2 separate regions of the Homo sapiens genome follow, and region 2 is linked to region 1. The links are chromatin contacts, found by Hi-C in ENCODE. All regions are on one chromosome and are shown on one strand. Each heading gives the region's core, a stretch centred on a gene start or an enhancer-like site at or near the end of the contact. The rest is flanking DNA. Distances are from core to core; before and after follow the strand shown.

Region 1 (6,697 bases), core at 1,608-4,107:
GTGGGGAGGCGCCTGGGAGCGTGTGGGGAGGCGCCTGGGAGTCTGTGGGGAGGCGCCTGGCAGCGTGTGGGGAGGCGCCTGGGAGTCTGTGGGGAGGCGCCTGGCAGCGTGTGGGGAGGCGCCTGGGAGTCTGTGGGGAGGCGCCTGGCAGCGTGTGGGGAGGCGCCTGGGAGTCTGTGGGGAGGCGCCTGGCAGCGTGTGGGGAGGCGCCTGGGAGTCTGTGGGGAGGCGCCTGGGAGTCTGTGGGGAGGCGCCTGGCAGCGTGTGGGGAGGCGCCTGGGAGTCTGTGGGGAGGCGCCTGGGAGTCTGTGGGGAGGCGCCTGGGAGCGTGTGGGGAGGCGCCTGGGAGTCTGTGGGGAGGCGCCTGGGAGTCTGTGGGGAGGCGCCTGGCAGCGTGTGGGGAGGCGCCTGGCAGCGTGTGGGGAGGCGCCTGGGAGCGTGTGGGGAGGCGCCTGGGAGTCTGTGGGGAGGCGCCTGGGAGCGTGTGGGGAGGCGCCTGGGAGCGTGTGGGGAGGCGCCTGGGAGCGTGGGGGGAGGCGCCTGGGAGTCTGTGGGGAGGCGCCTGGCAGCGTGTGGGGAGGCGCCTGGCAGCGTGTGGGGAGGCGCCTGGCAGCGTGTGGGGAGGCGCCCGGAGTGCCTGGGGAAGTGTTTAGGAGTATGTCGGGAGGTGCCTGGAAGTGTTTGTCTGGGGTGGTGATTTGTTGTGCATTCTTGCAGAGCCCAGCCCAGGCATGGACACAGCCCTTTTTCTTTGGGCTCCATACTTGAGGATTCCTCTCGAAAGAGCTCAGAGTGAGGGGTTCATTTTCATAATATCTGGGACAGTGGATGTGTCCATTTCCACAGCTCAGCCACACTGCTCCTGAAGACCCAGTCCGTGCTCCCTGCGCCCCTCAGTTTTTCCAGAAACTTTGCTTCCTGCTCTCGGCTTAAAGACACCTCGTGCCTCCGCAGGCCCGCCAGCGTGCGCTGATGAGCAAGGGACACACACCCAGGTGCAGCTGATCTGAGCCATTAGAGGAATTAAAACGCCAGCCTCCCCATCACCTTCACCTGGCAGTTCTTCCAGGACGATGGAAAAACTACTTTTCCTGCCCATCCCCTCTCTTTCCTCACCTTTAAATGGCCAAAATAGCTGCAGTTTAGGTTAAAATCACTTCGTTGTTATTATGTAACGAGCAAGCAAAGTTCAGCTCAGGAGTTTTGACAAGCCCCTTATTAACTTTATTAAAGGTTAACCGTCTCAAATTTACAGTAAGATATAGACTTATTTTATAAATTATGTCCATCAGAGCTATAAAATTGATATCTGAGCTATTAAAAGAAAAAAGCTGGAAACTTCATTTGTCCCTTTACCGTGCCAATTGAGTTCTGCGAGAGCCACTGGAAGCTCGCCGTGACACAGCCACAGTCCACCAGCCTGTGCTTCCTGCAGGCCATGCTCTGCTCCAGGATCTGGGTGGGCCCCAGCAGCGAGGAAAATTGGAAACTGTCTTTTTACTGGGTTCCATTGGTGTCACTGTGCTGCACAGTATCTGCTGAGGCCTCGCCATGCCCAAGCACAGCGCTGAGCATAGGACACAGAGGTGTGAGGGGCCACACCTTCCACACCCACTCAGCACCTGCCTGCTGCCTGCTGCTTGCCTGCTACATGCTGGGCCTCCTGACGAGGGCAGGGGGCCGACAGAGGAAGTGCAGCCCCACATCATCCGTCCCAGACAAGGGTCGTGGCAGTGCTGTGGTGGTGGGGGCAGTGGGGGGGGGGTGGCGGTTGCATACCATCCTGACCTTGTTGGATCAGAGGAATAAACAGATGAGGAAGAAATCAGCAGGTGAATGGCAGGAGGTACAGCCGCCGGGAAGAGCCCCTGTGGTCTCAGGCCTGAGGCCCTGAGGCTGGAAAGCAGGTGTTGGGTCCCAAAGGCCTTGGAGCAGAGTCCAGGCTTTGCAGGACTGAGCAGGTGGGGAGGGGGGAAACCGATCATCACCGCTGCAGCACTCTCTGGGAGAGCAAGTGGCTACCTGCGCTCTGAAAGAAGGGAGCAAAGTAGGTGGATCTGAGAACTATTGGAAGGCAGAGTCAAGTCCCTGGGATTTAGAGTGTGATGACTGGGCTGAGAGACAGGGAGGACCCAGGAAGACTGAGAATCTCCCTCTGTCCTTAAACCTGTGCACTCTGGGGACATCTAAAAAGTTTCTGACTCAGCGCCTAGGACCGTGGGCCCCCCATCTTAGAAACTGAAAGGAATGTTCATCTACCTTTAAGCAAAGGCTTGTGTTTTTAAGTGAAATCATCTCAGATCCAGGAGAGAGGGCTGGGAAGACAGTGTGCAGAGGACTTGGGTGAACTCCTGGGTCTCTGGTGTCTTTCCCAGTAATGTCTGCTGTGTCTGCAGAGCAGGAGTTTCTGCTGCTTCTTCTGATCCCAACTCCTTGCGTCCCTCGAGTCATTTCTATTCTGAATCCCACCTGTGCCCTTCACCCCAGGGCCTGTGTGGAGAAACAAGGGTGTCAAAAATGAATGAGACAGGACAAGGGGCAGCCCCTGTCTTATTTTGCTTCTTTGGAACAAGTGAAGACAAACAACAACCAAAAAAAAAAAAAAAAACCATTTCCAGGCGAATTCCCTGGATTATTTTAGCAAACTCCACAGCTTTTGATAAACTTGGGCCGAGCATAAGGAAGCAAAGAGTCGTACATCTTTTTCACATCCTTGCTCCTTTCACAGCAGGCTTTCAGCGGGAGGGGAGGAGGCGAGGCCCCAGAGGGGTCCCGGAGAAAGCAGAAGAAAGCGGCGTCGACATTTTCTGAAATGCCAAAGGTCCCGTCTCCACTTTCAATCTCCGCAGTTACAAAACAGAGGGCTGAGTCATCACTCCCATGAAGTCAGGGGAGGGGAGCCATTCAGAAGGCAGTTGTAATTTTTACTTTATCTTTTACTAAATATTGAGGATGGAAACCCCCAGCCTTTCCCACATGCATTTTCTCCAGTGGAGAGCTAGAAGACTGGGCCGTCTCTCTTGCCCTGCTTTTTGTCTTCTCTGAGGTCTTTTGAACTTTCCCCTAAGTGGGCTCAAAAGGGATGATTCAGTCTCCAAGAAGCCCAGCAAGTACTTTCAGAAAAGTTAGGGAAACGTTTTCAGCCATTTCAGAAAGTTTAGAGTGGTTTTAGTTATGGAATCTTAACACAGTTCTAAATTTGTTATGTATTCATTATCTGTTCTTAAACAGATATATTTTCCAAAGTGAATGCCACAATTTTCTGTGAACATATTAACGAATGTTTCAGAAAACAAAATTAATTAGTGGTCTAAAGTATTTGGGAAACCACGGGTTAAATCAAACAGCTTTCTTAGCTGCTCTGTGGGGGTGGGACGGTGGCGGGGGGGAGGGGGGGGTTCTACTCCTTTGATAGCCGAATCTGCACCACAGAGCTCTACAAGGGAGGCACATTTCCCAAAGGCAGCAGAGCCTGCAGTGAAGTGCCTGCTGTGCGGGGAGGGCCCGCCCTCCTATTAAGAGGGGCAGGTGGCTGGCGTCAGGGTGAGGGTGAGCCCTTGCCTTCACAGAAGATGTCCACGTGGTGGTTCTGGACTAGCCTCTTCCTTTCTCTGAGCCGCTCCTCTTCCCGTGAAGGAAGTCTTCGTCCCACTTCTCAAGGCTGCCTTGAGCTCAGAGGAGGATGCCTGGCTTGTAAGGTGCTCTCGGCAGCCACGGTTGTCCTCACTGGAAATGGAGCTTGCACCACACAGTGAGTGGGGCAGACACAGGCGTCCCAGACAAAACTCCCAGGCAGAAAGCAGAGAGTAGGAAGCAGCATCATTGGTCCCAAGAAATGATGGATCTTGCCCTCAGCAGCCCCTCTCCTGCAGCCAGAGGGGAGCGTCCTTCACCCTTGTTTTCCAGCCCCAGGCTCCTCTCTCCCGAGGCTCGTGTTCTCTGTGGCCGCATCACACGGCGCTGGGCGGCTTTGGCTTTGTCCTGTCCACAGGCCTGAGGACCCAGGGGCACTTTTACACTTCACAGTCACAAGCAGTCTAGGCTTTACTTGCTGACACAAGCCCTTGACAGCTGCGTGGGCTCCTGGTTGGTTTGCTTCAGCCGCCCCCGTGCCAAGGAGCCCACCGGATGGCTTCTGTCCTTGACTCCCTTGCACAGGCATTTGTGAAAAGACCACACTCTTCATCTCATGTCTGCAACAAGACTGAGTCCTTTTTTTTTTTTTTTCCCAACTGAGAAGTCTTAGTTTGTCATTGAAAGACTTTTAAAATTTTATTTCTGATTGTCTGGAATCTAGAAGTGATGAATGAATTCTCCCAACACTTCAAGACCTCACATTACTGGACTCTTTCTATTTTCTGTCACTTCTAGTTGGAAACCAGCGAATTCCATCCTGGCCTCCTTTCTTTCTTATCCCGCTTTGCTAAAGCACAAACTAAACCCAGCACACATGGGAGCAGGCATTTCAACTTTGTCGGGCACCACAGTCATCTGAAGGGTTATTAAAACACAGATTTCTGCAACCCACAATTTCTGACCTGGGGTCTGAAGTGGGCCCAAAACTTTGCATTTTTAATTTTCCAGGTAACACCGATGCTGCTGGTCTGGGGACTACAGTTGAGGTGCCCTGGCCTACGAGCTGTGGGTTTAGGTGGTAGTGTCCTATTTCCAAGCAATTTCAGATGACAGTTTTACCAGGTATTTGCCACGGTGTGGTATGGGTCCAAACACGTTTTCCAGATGAGTGATTTCCCTTCGAGTTGTGTTTCCAGGCCAAGGCCCCTCATGTCTCCTGGTTCCACCATCTTCAAGGGCCTCAAGGTCACTGGGCTCATCTGCTCTGAGCTGCAGAAGGGCACAGGGCATGGGGCTGTGTCTTGGAGGCTTTAGAAGTTGGCCCTAAGAGTGGCACACGTCAAACCCACCATATGTCACGGCCCAAACTCCATCATGCAGCCACACCAGGTTGCAAGGGAAACTTTGGTTCAGACACAGAGCCTGTTACCTGAAGAAAGAAGGGAGAGCTTGGTGAGCACCCGCCTACCTGCTACAGGGCAAGGGAAGGCCAGGCAGCCTTTGAACAGGCCCCACAGTGTAGTAGGAGCTTGCAGCTAGGCTAGGGGTATGCTTTGACACAGGACCAGACGGTCTGGTAGAGAATCAGATGTGTGGTGTGAAAGAAAGGAAGGAGTCAGAAATGAATCCAGCATGTTGGGCTGAACAACAGGAAAGATGCAAGCTCTGCACAAGTGGCTTCTGTGGCTGTTTTGTCCCTCCTACATCTCCAGCCCCAAGTGCCGGAAACCTAGTAGGCCTCATTATATGTCCTGAATGAGGACGAGGGAAGTTCAAATGGAAAGCTGTAGCTTCCACAAGGATGAAGAAGGAAAACAGGAACATCATAACTTGGAAGAAACTTTACCGACACTTTCAAACGAGGCTCCACTTGTCAGGGCAGATCCCAGCTCATTCTCTGGCACAGAGCTGTCCTCATCTGTAATAGTAATTATAAAGAACCTTGTAAGCTGAAAGTCATTCAAAGAAACGTAAATGAATCTTTTCTTGTTAGAATTGTGAACCCCATGATTAGCTGGAACAGTTTTTCCCGGTGGGGAGGAAGTTGACTGGAGTTTCTTTAACCATGGCATCATACATAGGCGGCCCCTCTCAAGTGCCTACTATGAAGAAATGGATGATATGAATCAGAGTTATCTTGTCCTGCCCATATAAACTATAGTCAAGAGACCGGGGGTGGGAGCACTCAGGGCACACACTGCTTGCCCAGGGATTCTGTCTGCTGAATGACTTGCTGTCACCTAAGATCAGTTTTACCTGGTAGCTGCCCAAGTGAACTGCCATGGCTCTAAGGCCAGTGTTACCTGCAACTGTCACTCACCAGTTAGGGCTTGCCAGCTCCCAAAGCCTCACTAGCGCCAATAATTTGTTTTTCAAGATAATATATTTATCTTTCTAATAAAACCCTCAAACTTCTCTTTGTGCATTGGATATATCAAAGACTGCCCCAGTCTGTATGTGTGTCCTAAATTGCAATTCTGATTTTCCAAATAAAACATTTTATTTAGAGGGGTCTCTCTAAATTTTCATTTGACTTTGACATTCTTGGTGTCAGAAGTGGGATCCAAAGCACTCACTTGACACATCAACAGCTGCTGAAACTACAACACGCAGCCCCCACACTTAGGGCTCTTTAGCCCTCTGCTTTCCCAGGTCACCTTTCTCCTATGTGAGTCTTTCTTGGATGGAGCTCCCATTTTTATATTGATTATTTGGTTTTCTTTGGGATTTAAGATGTGTCTTTTCCCCTCCTGATTATAAGCCTCCTGTTTATGAGGGATTTTTTTCCCTGTTAAAGGTGGCTTGCCATCCTTCCTGATGAGTATGTACTTTATCTTTAGGTTCATTTGCCCACTTGGATTTTATTTCAGTTTTTGTGCATTTGATATTAAACTAAATCACCTATATAAATTTGCTTACAATATGGACTGTCAAAGTTTAAATACTTGCCAAGATAGTACCTCCGTCCTGGGACTCCAGCATGTTCAAACAGTATGAGGATCATTCAAACAATTTATTTTTCTTAGAATTAAAGTAAAAGATTGTGGCTTTATATAAAATATACAATCTAAATAGAACACATTTCTCAACTGGTATCTTAAGGTTCCAAAATGCTTTCAGA
Region 2 (6,697 bases), core at 2,430-4,929, 230 kb after region 1:
CTGGGATTTCTGCCTGGAGCACAGCAGTACCACTGGGAGGGGTGGGAGTTGGGGAGTGGCCAGGGGCACAGAAGAGCTTGGAGGGTTGGAGGCTGTCTTTACACAGAGTGGCCTGGGATTTCTGCCTGGAGCACAGCAGTGCGGGGCGGGGGGGGGGAGTGGGGGAGTGGGGGAGTGGCCAGGGGCACATGAAGACGGGAGCTTGGTAGAGGTGAGTGCCAACCAGGGAGACAAGCGTGTGCGCTGCGGTCAGGGACTCCAGGTAACAGAGCCATTTTGGCCGCTATGTTAAGAGACATAAAAAGTCAAGAGGTGAGGTAGGAGGCGGGGGATATGTCTGCATTTTCTTCAGAAAAGTCACATTTGCCTTTGAGGAGTGGGCTCCTGAAGGTTTAGGGAATCTCAAGGCCTCCTCATGGTTTCTCAGCTGCTTTGTATCTCCTTGCCTTTGAGCAGTCTTGCTAACTCAGGGACTCAGGGCCTAAATGCACTCTGTTATCGTGCTCTGATGTTACGGCAGAGCTGTGTTCTAAGAAGAGCACCGTGTCCGGCCTTGATGGGCCACGTTTGTTTACAGCATCGTCATGCTCTCCCAGCCCCACACCCCACCAGCTTCCCCTCACCTCCCGGGACCACCACGTTATCAGAAAAGGACTCGGAGGACTGCTCTGAGGCCCAGCACATGGTGAATGCTCAGGAAACGTTTGCTGCTGCAGCTGCTGCTAACTGGCATGCTGGGGTCCAACCCACCACATTTTAACTTCTGTTTCTATTGCTATGTCCTCTCTCCATACTGTGGCCCTCGGGGATGTATGTGTGTCCCTATTTGTGTTAAAATCCTGCATCTGTGACGCAGGTGCATTTCTGTCTCTCATTGACATGAGTTCACTCACTGTGGTGCTGACGCATAACCAGATGACCTAACTTTACTATGGAAAACCAGGCGTTGGTCCTTCATGACGTTCCGTGCAGCTGTGGAAAGGCAATTTTAAAGAAGAAACAAACACTTAAAATTAGCATCTCATGATGGACATGAGAAGAACAGAGTCTCTTCAAAACAGAAACATTCACACAAACAGAATGAATTCCTGACCATAAATTTAAGAGGTTTCATATCTGAAGTCACACCAACCATCATCAGCAAAAGATTAAATCAAGGGATTAAAAGGATAAGAAAATAGCCCAAGTTGGTTGTTTTGTTGTTGTTGTTTTGTTGTTGTTGTTGTTGTTGAGACGGAGTCTCGCTCTATCGCTAAGGCTGGACTGCAGTGGTGCAAGCTCGGCTCACTGCAACCTCCACCTCCCATGTTCAAGTAATTCTCCTGCCTCAGCCTCCTAAGTAGCTGGGATTACAGGCACACGCCACCACGCCTGGCTAATTTTTGTATTTTTAATAGAGAGGGGGTTTCACCATGTTGGTCAGGATGGTCTTGAACGCCTGACCTCGTGATCCACCTGCCGCAGCCTCCCAAAATGCTGGGATTACAGGCGTGAGCCACTATGCCCGGCCTAGCCTATTTTACATTTTGCATAGCACTACCAGTTGACAAAAACTCTGACATCACGTGAACTTACCACAAGGGTAAGTGTTGTAAGTAGAGGGAGGCAAATTTGGGGATTATAGCATTACTGTAAATGAAACATATCCATTAATTTTCCATGGGAATATTTTCTAAACTACACCCAAAACATCAACATGTTAAAATTTAATCACTTTCTTGCTACAGAAAAGTTATCTCTGTATTAAAACTATTTATATAATTGTTCTTACTGAAGGTTTTGTTCTAAACTCTAAATGCTATCGTTAGTTGCGAACCACAGTACATCACATATGCTAGTCTGAAACGAGATGACCCTTGTTGACAAAAAGTTTAAAAATTCCACTTTTAAGGAGTGATCTAAATGAAGCGTATGTAAGAAGAAAAGCTAAAGAAACAAACATGTTAAGTTTTAAAGGTGAAATCAGGAGACTCGTGTCTCCTTCACGACAGGTTGTGTGCACAGATCTCACTTCCCAAATGCGCAGCCGTCCATGGCGGCAGACAAGACGAGCGGACCCCGTGGGTTGGACACGCAGGAGGCACTGCTCGCCACTCAGCATGGAGCCCACTCTCACAGGGGAGTTTCTTTCCATGGAAACAGTCAGAACCTTGGAAAACCATCTGAACAGTCTAGTATGATTCCAACTATTAGCCATTTTAATTAATATTGGTTAGTCAAGGTTTCCAAAAATTTTTTACTAGAAATGTATATATACATATAAATTCCTTTGTTATTAATTAAGCAAATGGTTCAAAAAGGCTTTTTTACATTGCACAACAATGTGAGGGTATGGAATCCCACTGAACCATACACCTAAAAATGGTTAAAATGGCAAGTTTTATTTTATACATATCTTATAATGAAAAAAGTAAATGAACAGAAAATGTCTTTTACAAGACTACAAAAATCAGTCTTTACCACATAAACAATGTGCAAGACCATATTATTTACCTAATAAACACTTTCAATTCTTCATTAGCATCATTACTACATAGGACTTTTTCAATTTTTTGAGGGTACTGCTATTTAAAAAGTGAATGCTAACTTTCATTATCTGGGTAACACACTGGTTAGGTATTCAGATGGCCTCTCCCACAGAGAAACGCCACAAAAGCCAGAAGAAATATGTGCTTCATTTTGTAAAAAGGGAAAAGAAAATGAGGACAAGATATTGAAACTGAGGTGAGCTGTGGATGGCGGCACCTCCAGCCACACAGGCTGAGGATTTGTGTGGCCTCAGGGAGGTGAGGGCAGAAAGGCCAAGTCCCTGGCCACTATGCGAGCTTCACCTTCTCCGACTAGCCCAGGAAGCCTGTGCCGTGATGGTCTGTACTGGTCCCAGGCTGCTGGCCCTGCAGTCAGAGTGACCTTGACAAGTGGCTTAAAAGGCCGGAAGCTGTGGATTTGTGCACCCAAACCCCTAGAAAGCAACGCAAATCTCCTTTGAGAGAACACAGTGCACTTCATTCAGTTCCAAAAAACAAATACAAAAACAAACAAAACAGAAACAAACAAAAAACTAAAGGCCCACTTCTCTAATGAAAATTGATGCAAAACTCCTCAATAAAATATTAGCAAACCAAATTCAACAACACAACAAAAAGAGTATACATCATGGGATTTATCCCTGACATACAAGGCTGGTTTTATACTCAAAATCAATCATATACCTAATTTAAAATATTACACCAAGCATTCAGGTATAGAAACAGAGAAAGCTCTCCCTAGCTCATTCTGTGGAGCTGGCACACCAAAACCAAACTCAGAAAGTTCCTGAGAAATCAATCACGCAAGAACATGAATCCAAAAGATCCTGTACAAAATAATAGCGAAGAGATAATAAATGCAAATTAGGCTTATGACAGTAAAGCGTATCTGATTAAACACAAGCAATAACCACCTCATGTTTAACCAGGAAAACGCAAACGAAATCATAAGACACCTCTGTATCGTCACTGGTTGCCAGACGGCTCAGGAGGGTCTCCAAAGGCTGGTGAGACCCCACTCCCAGCCGGTTTCCAGGTTCTTGGCACCTTCAGAGCAAGAATTTAGATGCGAAAAGCAGCAGCTTTTGCTGCAAAGCGAAAGCACACGCCTAAGTGAGAAGCCAGGCGAGCTGAGGAGGAGGCGCGCACAGGAGAAGGAGGCGCGCACAGGAGGAGGCGCGCACAGGGTTAGGCGGCGCGCACAGCAGAAGGAGGCGCGTTCAGGAGACGGAGGCGCGCTCAGGAGGAGGAGGGGCGCTCAGAAGGAGGCGGCTCGCTCAGGAGGAGGAGCCCCGTTCAGAAGGAAGCGCGCACAGAGGAGTTTGTGTTCTTTTGCGGGTGTTTCTTTAGTGACAGTGCGGGATCATCATCAGGTATTCTGGGAAAGGAGGGGATTTTTAGGTAACCCCCAACACAGCCTCGTTGTCTCTTACTCGGGTTTTCCCGGGAGAACAGAGGACACATCACGCTGGTGGGTTCGCCTTCTCTCTCCCTCGCTTTGGGTTTTCTGCCGCCCTGTGGTTACTTTGCCACGTTCCTGTCTTCGCTGTTGCCTGGGTTTTCCGTCCTCCTGTGACCACCCAGTGCTATTCTTGTCTCACACTGGGTAAGCAGAAATTCCAGCGTCCAGCGACATGCAGCCATGGCAAGAGCTCCGGGCAGGAGAGGCGGCGTGTGCTGCTGGAGTAACCTCTGGCCAGCCACCTGGGAAGACCCTTGCCATCGTCTGCCATCGACCTGCCATGTGGGGAACCCCGAGCCCAGCAGCTGCCCGCACAGAAGATCAGGGCAGCCCTCCCGGCTCCAGGGTACAGCAGGGTGCTGCAAAGACTGCTCACAACAGCAGCCTGGGACAAGCCAAACGTCTGTTAATACTGAATAAATCGTGGGTACATAAACCGCAGTATATCCAGACAACAGAACGCTGTATAGCAACTGAAGCAAATCTCACAGACACGAAGTGAAAAAGACAAATCAGAAAAGAACGCACTTAAGAAAGAATATTACTCTACATATAAACAGCCCCCAGATTAGACATATGAGAAGATTCATTGTGATGAAAGACTTCTCGGTGCCTCTTTGCCAGCTGGAGACCCCCGAGGCTGGCGATGCCCCTGCCTGGCCTGACAACTGAAGGGTGAGCAGGGCAGAGTTTTTTTTGTTTTTATTTTTTGAGACGGAGTCTCGCCCTGTTGCCCAGGCTAGAGTGCAATGGCACGATCTCAGCTCACTGCAACCTCCACCTCCTGGGTTCAAGCGATTCTCCTGCCTCAGCCTCCTGAGTAGCTGGGACTACAGGCGCCCGCCAACCACGCCCAGCTAATTTTTCTTGTATTTTTAGTAGAGACGGGGTTTCAGCGTGTTAGCCATGATGGTCTCAATCTCCTGACCTCGTGATCCGCCTGCCTCGGCCTCCCAAAGTGCTGCGATTACAGGCGTGAGCCACTGCACCCAGCTGGAGAGTTTTATTGAGTGACAGCTCTCAGCAGAGAGGGGACCCGGAGAGGGCAGCCCCCTACCCTCAGTCAGGTGGTCCCCCAGTGTGGCTGAGTTTGGGGCTTTTATGGACTCAGAATGGGGGAGTGCATGTTGATTGGTTTGTGACTATGCAAAAAAGGTTAAAAAAAAAAGGTACAACTCAAAGATGGGCACAGCAGTGTCAAAAACCAATTAGGGAGGAGTGGGAATATGTAAAATAGGTGAAGGGTGGGGGCCAATCAGAGGAAAGCATGCCAAACAGGAAAAGAGGTTCTCAATCCCGTCTGTGGATTCATCCGAGACATGTGGTTTGGCTTTCAGACGTGAAGCTGTCTTTGGTTTGGAGGTTGGGTTTCCCTGGGGACCTGCCTGTGTCCACCTGGAGGTTTATCTGACTTCTGCTGCTGTCAATTGTTAAGGATGAATGGTAGGAGGTGAGACTGACAGGGCCAAGAGAGACCAGGCGGGGTGGGGGGAAAGCATGTGAGGCGGCTTGTGGGGTCCAGGAAGACGAAGAGGTTCGGGGGGCTGAGAACGAGGAGGCCGGGAGGGATCACGTGAGGAGGCCTGGAGGGCCCAGGAGGAAGGAGCCAAGAAGGCCCAGGAGGGCCCAGGAGGAGGAGGCTGGGATGGCCCAGGAGGAGGCGACAGCTCCCAGCTCCGACAGCTCCCAGCTCCGCATTAGGCCGCAGCAGCCCAGGGGCATTCTCTTCTCAGCCATCTTCACACCCACTTGCTGTTGTCTTCTCTGCTATAGTGTCTTTTGCAATTTAAGATGCCTTTTCAATGGTGAATAATTAGCACCTCCTTACAAGGCAGAAGTTCCATGACTTAATGAGGAGGAAGGAGGTCAGAGGCCACTCCCAGCCGAGGAGTCAGCTTGGCCCAGAGGCTGCAATGCTGGCTGAGCCTGGCCGCCTCCCCCCGGCCTTCATTCTCACAATTTCTCAGAACTGTCCCCATGGTGATGGGACGGCAGCAGAGCATAAACCGGCAGGAGACGGGCAGTTCACACCGACAGTGGGTCTTTCATGGAAACAGGGCGGAGGAATGGGGGACCTGCTGGAAACCCCCAGCAGCAGGGACCGCCATGGCAGGACGAACAAGCAAACAGCTCCAGCCCCAGGCTCAGCTCTGAGTCCCCGCCTTCCACCTGAAAGCTCTCCCCGATCTGCAAGGCGGGTCAGAACCACACAGTCAGTGAGACCCAGGAATGGCACAGAAGGTGTTCGAGGCCTGATTTCAAAAAGTCTGGTAGGGAAGGGAGAGGCCAGAAGTCCCCGAAGTCAAGCTCAAGGGCTGCGTGGGAGCATGAAGGACACAGCCCATGTCTGAGGACGGACTGACGCAGGAACCCTAGCCCAGCCTAGCCGAGCCCGGCCCGGGGAGAGGCCCAAGGGTGGGGTCGCCAGGTCGCTGGCCGGGGAGATGGCCCTTCTGGGAGGTGAGGCCCAGCAGTCAGGCAGCTACCAGGCAGAAGGTGAAAGGCGGCTGCGGAAATGCCTCCGTTTTTCAAATGAGGTCCAGTAGGTTTCACAAGACCAATTAAAGGGTTAGACTGGTCACTGAAGGGAAAAAAGAATTATCAGTGAGCCTTGAAAGAAAGGGAACATAATGACGTTTACCATCTTAAAGTGAAAGTTAATTTATACATATTTGAAAGATGCAACATGTGGATTTGTTTGGCTGCT

The links. A loop is a pair of places that touch in the nucleus more often than their neighbours do. Pooled maps may share reads with other maps.
Region 2: a loop to region 1 is called in a map of endothelial cell of umbilical vein, with 3 times the contacts of the local background. The contact joins two enhancer-like sites. A Hi-C loop is called at or near these places in 3 of 168 maps with a recorded cell type or tissue (CD8-positive, alpha-beta T cell, endothelial cell of umbilical vein and psoas muscle), 1 of 37 single-sample maps with no recorded cell type and 5 of 50 pooled maps.

What each region holds. Positions count from the first base shown.
Region 1 is chr6:169,425,219-169,431,915 of GRCh38, forward strand. LOC124901473 (a long non-coding RNA gene) reads left to right here. Exons shown (of 2, transcript XR_007059894.1): 2 at 955-2,640. It also overlaps a transcript of WDR27 not described here. Among named protein-coding and RNA genes, the nearest start is that of LINC02519, 40 kb to the left of the region's middle. RefSeq lists an enhancer at 3,889-4,456. Within about 2 kb of position 2,858, at least 9 of the 41 ENCODE cell types and tissues checked have a DNase peak (open chromatin) inside an H3K27ac peak, as active enhancers do.
Region 2 is chr6:169,651,037-169,657,733 of GRCh38, forward strand. It overlaps WDR27 (WD repeat domain 27), which reads right to left. Exons shown (of 26, transcript NM_182552.5): 14 at 894-972. Among named protein-coding and RNA genes, the nearest start is that of WDR27, 48 kb to the right of the region's middle. RefSeq lists enhancers at 3,842-3,891, 5,097-5,892, 5,893-6,688, 6,065-6,234. Within about 2 kb of position 3,680, at least 25 of the 41 ENCODE cell types and tissues checked have a DNase peak (open chromatin) inside an H3K27ac peak, as active enhancers do.